Linked DNA regions of Homo sapiens: region 1 is linked to region 2. A link is a loop called in an ENCODE intact Hi-C map of the cell type or tissue named here. Cell type or tissue: OCI-LY7. All regions are shown on one strand. Each heading gives the region's core, and the rest is flanking DNA. Links, peaks and the distances in the headings are about the cores only.

Region 1 (2,803 bases), core at 86-2,585, 240 kb before region 2:
TTCTCCTTCTGGGCTGGTGGGGTGGGTGATGCTACACAGCATGGCCTTCCGCACTCTCTCATGTGACCCTCATGATGATGGTGGGAGGGAGGTGGGCTGGGTTGCTTTCCCCTCCTCAAAGATGCAGGAACAGTGACCTAGAGAGGTGAAGTAACTTCAAAGCCCAGGCCTCAGTCTCCAGCCACCTTCCTGGCCCAGCAGAGAGGAAGAAAGTCTCAGAATAGCTGATGAGCGGTTTAAGTGGGGGCCCCAGCCTCACAGCCTGGCCTCCATCCCTGGGGTTCTTAACCCTGTCTGCACATCAGAAGCACCAGGGGAGCCTCAGGTGTGGAAAGAAGAATCCCAAGCTCCACCCCAGACCGAGTAAATCAGCACTCTGGGGTGGGCCCATTGGTCTGTATTTTCAAGTGCTCCTGGTGCTACTGTGCAGCCAGGGTTGAGAACCTTTGCCTTTCAGCCTCTACTCATGCAGGCTCTGCTCTGTTATCTGCAGAGATGGGCGCCCAGGCTCAGTGGAGGAAACCAAGGCAATCCAGGCCAAGTACCTCAGCGCTCAGGCCGGCAAGACCCTGGAGACAAGACTGTCATCCCCTTTACACTGGGCACAGGCTCAGGGCCAGGACTGGAACTCTTCTTCAGTTAGCCCCTGACGTAAGGACTGGCTCCTTTTCCTCCTGCATTTCCCACTCGACCTGCACTCAGCTGAGGGCCACAAGTACAGCAAACACCTGCTTAGTTGTGGGTGTGGATGTGTGTGACGAACTGGGAAGGAGCACCAACTCTGTGTCAGGCACTTTGCATAGATTATTCTATTTATCTTTGAAACAACTGAGTGAGATGGGTGAGATGGTTATTCCAGTTTTACAGACAAGGAAGTCAAAGCCACAGAGAGGTTATGCAACTTTCTTGAGTTTGCATAGTCCGTGGCTCAGCCAGGATTGAAACCCAGAGGCACCTGACTCCAAAGCGTGATTCCCTGGTGCCCCCTGGCACCCGCTGGCTCTGGGGTGCCCTTGGAGGAAGTTGGTGAACTCCTTACTGCTTCCTTTCTCCTTTCGGATCAAGGGGGTCTGAGAACCTGCCAGTCTCCGCTGGGCCCGTTCATGCCTGGTTAAAACTGTTAGAGGTGAGCCTCTTTAAGGGGAAGCAGGAAATGAGATGTGGACTGTGAGGACCAGGAGCTGAGGCGGCTAAAACATACCTCCCCAGTGCCACCAGGAACAGAGGCCATAGACACGCTCAGCTCAGGACCAAACTCAAGTCCCACGTCAGGCAGGGAATGGTGTCCGGCCAGGCAGGGGCGCTCCCAGCTCAGCCCACAGGGCCTCAGCAGCACCTCCTGGAGCACACAGGGTGAGGCCAGCTTGGGAGCCCAGCTGCTCGGCCCCAGCCCTCTGCATCCTTGGCCTTGGGCAGTCTGACCCCAGCATCAGGGAGAATTTCTGCCCCTTTCTTGGATGATTCCTTGGAAGGTTGTGTTAATCAGCAGTATGAAGGGATCACAGGGCCCCTAAAGAGGCAGCAGACCTGCTGGAATTTGTGGCCACAATGAAAGACATGGGAAGCACCAAGTAGCATTTCTTTTTCTTTTTTTTTAATTTTTTTTTTTTTTGAGACAGAGTCTCGCTCTGTTGCCCAGGCTGGAGTGCAGTGGCGCAATCTCAGCTCACTCCAAGCTCTGCCTCCCAGGTTCACACCATTCTCCTGCCTCAGCCTCCCAAGTAGCTGGGACTACAGGCGCCTGGCTAATTTTTTCTATTTTTTTTTAGTAGAGACGGGGTTTCACCGTGTTAGTCAGGATGGTCTCGATCTCCCGACCTCGTGATCCGTCCACCTCGGCCTCCCAAAGTGCTGGGATTACAGGCGTGAACCACCGCACCCGGCTTTCTTTTTTTTATTATTTTTGTTTTTGAGACAGGGTCTTGCTCTCTCACCCAGGTTAGAGTGCAGTGGTGTGATATTGACCTACTGCAGCCTCAACTTCCCAGGCTTAAGCGATTCTCCCACTTGTCAGCCTCCTGAGTAGCTGGGACTACAGGTGTGTACCACCTGTATCTTTTTGTATCTTTTGTAGAGACAGGGTTTCATCATGTTGCCCAGACTAGTCTCGAACTCCTGGGCTCAAATAGTCCACCTGTCTTGGCCTCCCAAAGGGCTGGGATTATAGGCATGAGCCACCGCACCTGGCCCCAAGGACCATTTCAAACCTTTATTAGGTTTCTCCTGTCTTTTTTTCTTTTTCTTTCTTCCCATCCCTTTCTGACTCTGACTCTTTTTCCTCTTCCTCTTTTTCTGGTTCTGATCTCTTTCCCTCTGCCTGTATCCCTAGCTGGACCCTTGGTATGAGCTACTGGATAGGGGTTTCTGGCCAGGCCTGGGATCCTTCCTCTTACTGCCCTCATTCCTCTTTGTGAATCACCATTATGTATGTTAGTTACTACCTAGGTAGGTACTTGTTGTATTGCAGATGCTGATAATGAGCAGGTGTTTGGAGGATCCAGAGTGGGTAGCATTGATGATTTAGTCTTGAAAAGTTTACTCATTTGCTAGGTCCAAGCGCAACATAGGCCAATTACCATGTCCCGCCTGCCACTTGGCTGTGACAAGAAAGTTCTTAAGACCAAAAACAATCTGAATCTGGAAGTCCTCGCTGGTGCTAAGGGAGGGATGAAACCCAGGAGGTGGAGTTGGGGCTGGTGGATCTGCACCACGCTCCTGTTGCTTCCACCCTCCGTTGGCTTTGTCTCTGGTGACGTGATCTAAGGGACCCTGCTGATGGGATTGATACTGGGATCGCAGAAAG
Region 2 (2,803 bases), core at 110-2,609:
GCCAGCCCCTGGCCACTCTCACTGCTACTCCGATGATAGAGGGCACCGTGGAGGTCACTTCTATTTCCACCGCTTTCATTCTGATCCCCAATTTTCTCTATTTGCTTTTCTTGTGTTTGTTCCTCGGGGGTCTTGGCTTTTTCATTAAATGGATGGCCTTCCCCATAACTTTAATCAAGTGATAGTTAGGACATTGTCATCTCACAGACCTGGCTTTGCCTCTGGGCAAATTCCTTAACCCTTCTGAGTATTGGTGGGCTCTTCTGTCAAATGTGGGCACTTATGTCTACTTCACAGGTACAGTCGGGCACAGGGCCAGTGCTTGATAGATGAGAACTATCCTGAGTGGCAGGAATAGGAAGACTGGCAGTCAACATTGCCAGTTGCTGATGTATTTCTTACCTAGGAAGAGCAATTGCTGATCTCTTCAACACTTCTGAATGGCTATGTTAGCCAAGCCCTCTTCAAGGTGAAGAATCAGGCTCTGCCCTCAAGGGGCTCATAGACCCATCGGGGAATCAGGAAGCATATTCTGCAGTTCTCTGCACCCTAAGGTTTAGAAATTGCTTCCTCACTAAACCTTTTTCTTTCAATAATTTTTTTAACCTATTGTCAAGGTCAGAGTTCTTAGAGACAAGGAAAAGTTCTAGAAAACTTATCACTGGGCCAGGCAAGGTGGCTTACACCTGTTATCCTAACACTTGGGCGGCCAAGGTGGGAGGATCACTTGAGCCCAGGAGTTTCAGCGCTGCAGTGAGCTATTATGGCACCACTGCACTCCAGCATGTGTGACAGAACAAGACCATGTCTCTAAAAAAAAAAAATAAAATAAAAGAGTGGGGGAAGAAAATGGATCACTGGATCCCTAGAGTTTACTACTCCATGTGTCCAGGGGTTCCTAAAAGTTGTGAAAATGCGACTTTGATATCCATCATAGCTCAGAGGGCAAAGATCACTTATTCATCTTACTCTTAGTCAATGTATCTAGAATTGTGAATGGGAAAACACTACTAGAATAAAATTTTGGAAGAAGTATAATAAGCACTTAATGAGGTATTTTTATTTTATTATTCTTTAAATTACCCAACCCTAACCTTTCCCTCCCTCAATCTATCAAGGTAATGAAAAAATGGGACAGTTGCCTTAAAGTGCAGAAAGACAAAAGTAGTCCATTTCTGGGTAGTCACTGCGCCACCTTGTGGCATTCTCAATTGTCCTCACTGAGAATGGTCTGAAGTATATTAAACCCTGATCTACAGTTACGTGACTACAGGCATAAATAATATTACTTCTTAGTATTCAACTTAAAAAACATTAACTCTTCTGCGGGACTGGTGGGTCACATCTGCAATCCCAGCACTTTGGGAGGCTGAGGCAGGAGGATCATTTGAGGCCAGGAGTTAAGAGACCAGCCTAGCCAGCATAGTGAGACCCTCATCTCTAAAACACACAAAAAAATTAGCCAGCCATGGAGGTGTTACAACTGTAGTCCTAGCTATTTGGGAGGCTGAGGTGGGAGGATTGCTTGAGCCTAGGAGCTCAAGGCTGCAGTGAACTATGATCACACTACTGCACTCCAGCCTGGGTGGCAGAGCAAGACCTTATTCCTAAAATAAATAAATAAACATTAACTCTTTATTTGTCACATTTTTCAATAACATTTTTTCCAGTTTTGTCTGTTTAATTTTTAATGTTATTTATTGTGGGTTTTTTGTGTTTAGAAATAACCATGTATTTTAATTTTTAATGTAGTCATATATTTTCATTTTTCCAGAAAAGAATGAGTTGAGGCTGGGCATGGCACTTCATACCTATAATCTCAGCACTTTGGGAGGCCAAGGAGGGTGGACTGCTTGAGCCCAGGGGTTTATGACCAATCTAGGCAACTTGGGGAAACCCTACCTCTAAAAAAAAAAAAAAAAGAATGAGTTGGATATGATTTAGTATTAAGTAACTGCCATTAGTTATTCAATGTACTGTCTCCTCAAACTTGGTATCTTTGTTCCTCCAGCCACCAACCAAGGCAACTCAGCTGATGCTGTAACAACCACAGAAACTGCGACTAGTGGTCCTACAGTAGCTGCAGCTGATACCACTGAAACTAATTTCCCTGAAACTGCTAGCACCACAGCAAATACACCTTCTTTCCCAACAGCTACTTCACCTGCTCCCCCCATAATTAGTACACATAGTTCCTCCACAATTCCTACACCTGCTCCCCCCATAATTAGTACACATAGTTCCTCCACAATTCCTATACCTACTGCTGCAGACAGTGAGTCAACCACAAATGTAAATTCATTAGCTACCTCTGACATAATCACCGCTTCATCTCCAAATGATGGATTAATCACAATGGTTCCTTCTGAAACACAAAGTAACAATGAAATGTCCCCCACCACAGAAGACAATCAATCATCAGGGCCTCCCACTGGCACCGCTTTATTGGAGACCAGCACCCTAAACAGCACAGGTAAGGACAATTCCCTCAAAGACTCCCCAAGGATGGAGAGTACAATTGTGGAGGGAGGGAGGTGGGTATGTTCTGGTGGGGTAGGAAAATGGGTCTAAAGAGGCCCAAGGTTTCTTTGGAAATGAACTGTGGGCTTGAAATCTGTGTCACAATGTAGTGACAGCAGAGGCCCTAAAATCCTCAGTTTCCTTCTGTTCTCCTTTCCTTCCCTCCCATCCTACCTCAAGTTATTTGCTAGCTGTGCAGTATTTTTTTTAATGAACTTGGGCTTTGTGAAAGGTAGCTCTATAGCTTTCCTCTCCCTAGGGGATTTTTAGAAATAGTTTCAGC

The links. A loop is a pair of places that touch in the nucleus more often than their neighbours do. Peaks named below come from ENCODE experiments on the same cell type or tissue, not always from the same donor. Only the 100,000 strongest peaks of a DNase experiment are listed, where the experiment ranks them.
Region 1: a loop joins it to region 2, with 10 times the contacts of the local background. A loop is called at or near these places in 51 of 110 quality-filtered maps.

Annotation. Positions count from the first base shown.
Region 1 is chr3:125,162,408-125,165,210 of GRCh38, reverse strand. All of the region lies in intron 5 of SLC12A8 (solute carrier family 12 member 8), which reads left to right. Among named protein-coding and RNA genes, the nearest start is that of MIR5092, 12 kb to the right of the region's middle. RefSeq lists an enhancer at 760-829. In OCI-LY7, for the core only: CTCF peaks have their summits at 1,057 and 1,270; a DNase peak (open chromatin) is centred at 1,170; H3K27ac peaks cover 511 bases.
Region 2 is chr3:124,927,202-124,930,004 of GRCh38, reverse strand. MUC13 (mucin 13, cell surface associated) reads left to right here. Exons shown (of 12, transcript NM_033049.4): 2 at 2,012-2,473. Among named protein-coding and RNA genes, the nearest start is that of MUC13, 6.1 kb to the left of the region's middle. In OCI-LY7, for the core only: CTCF peaks have their summits at 1,000 and 1,201 (motif pointing left); a DNase peak (open chromatin) is centred at 1,194.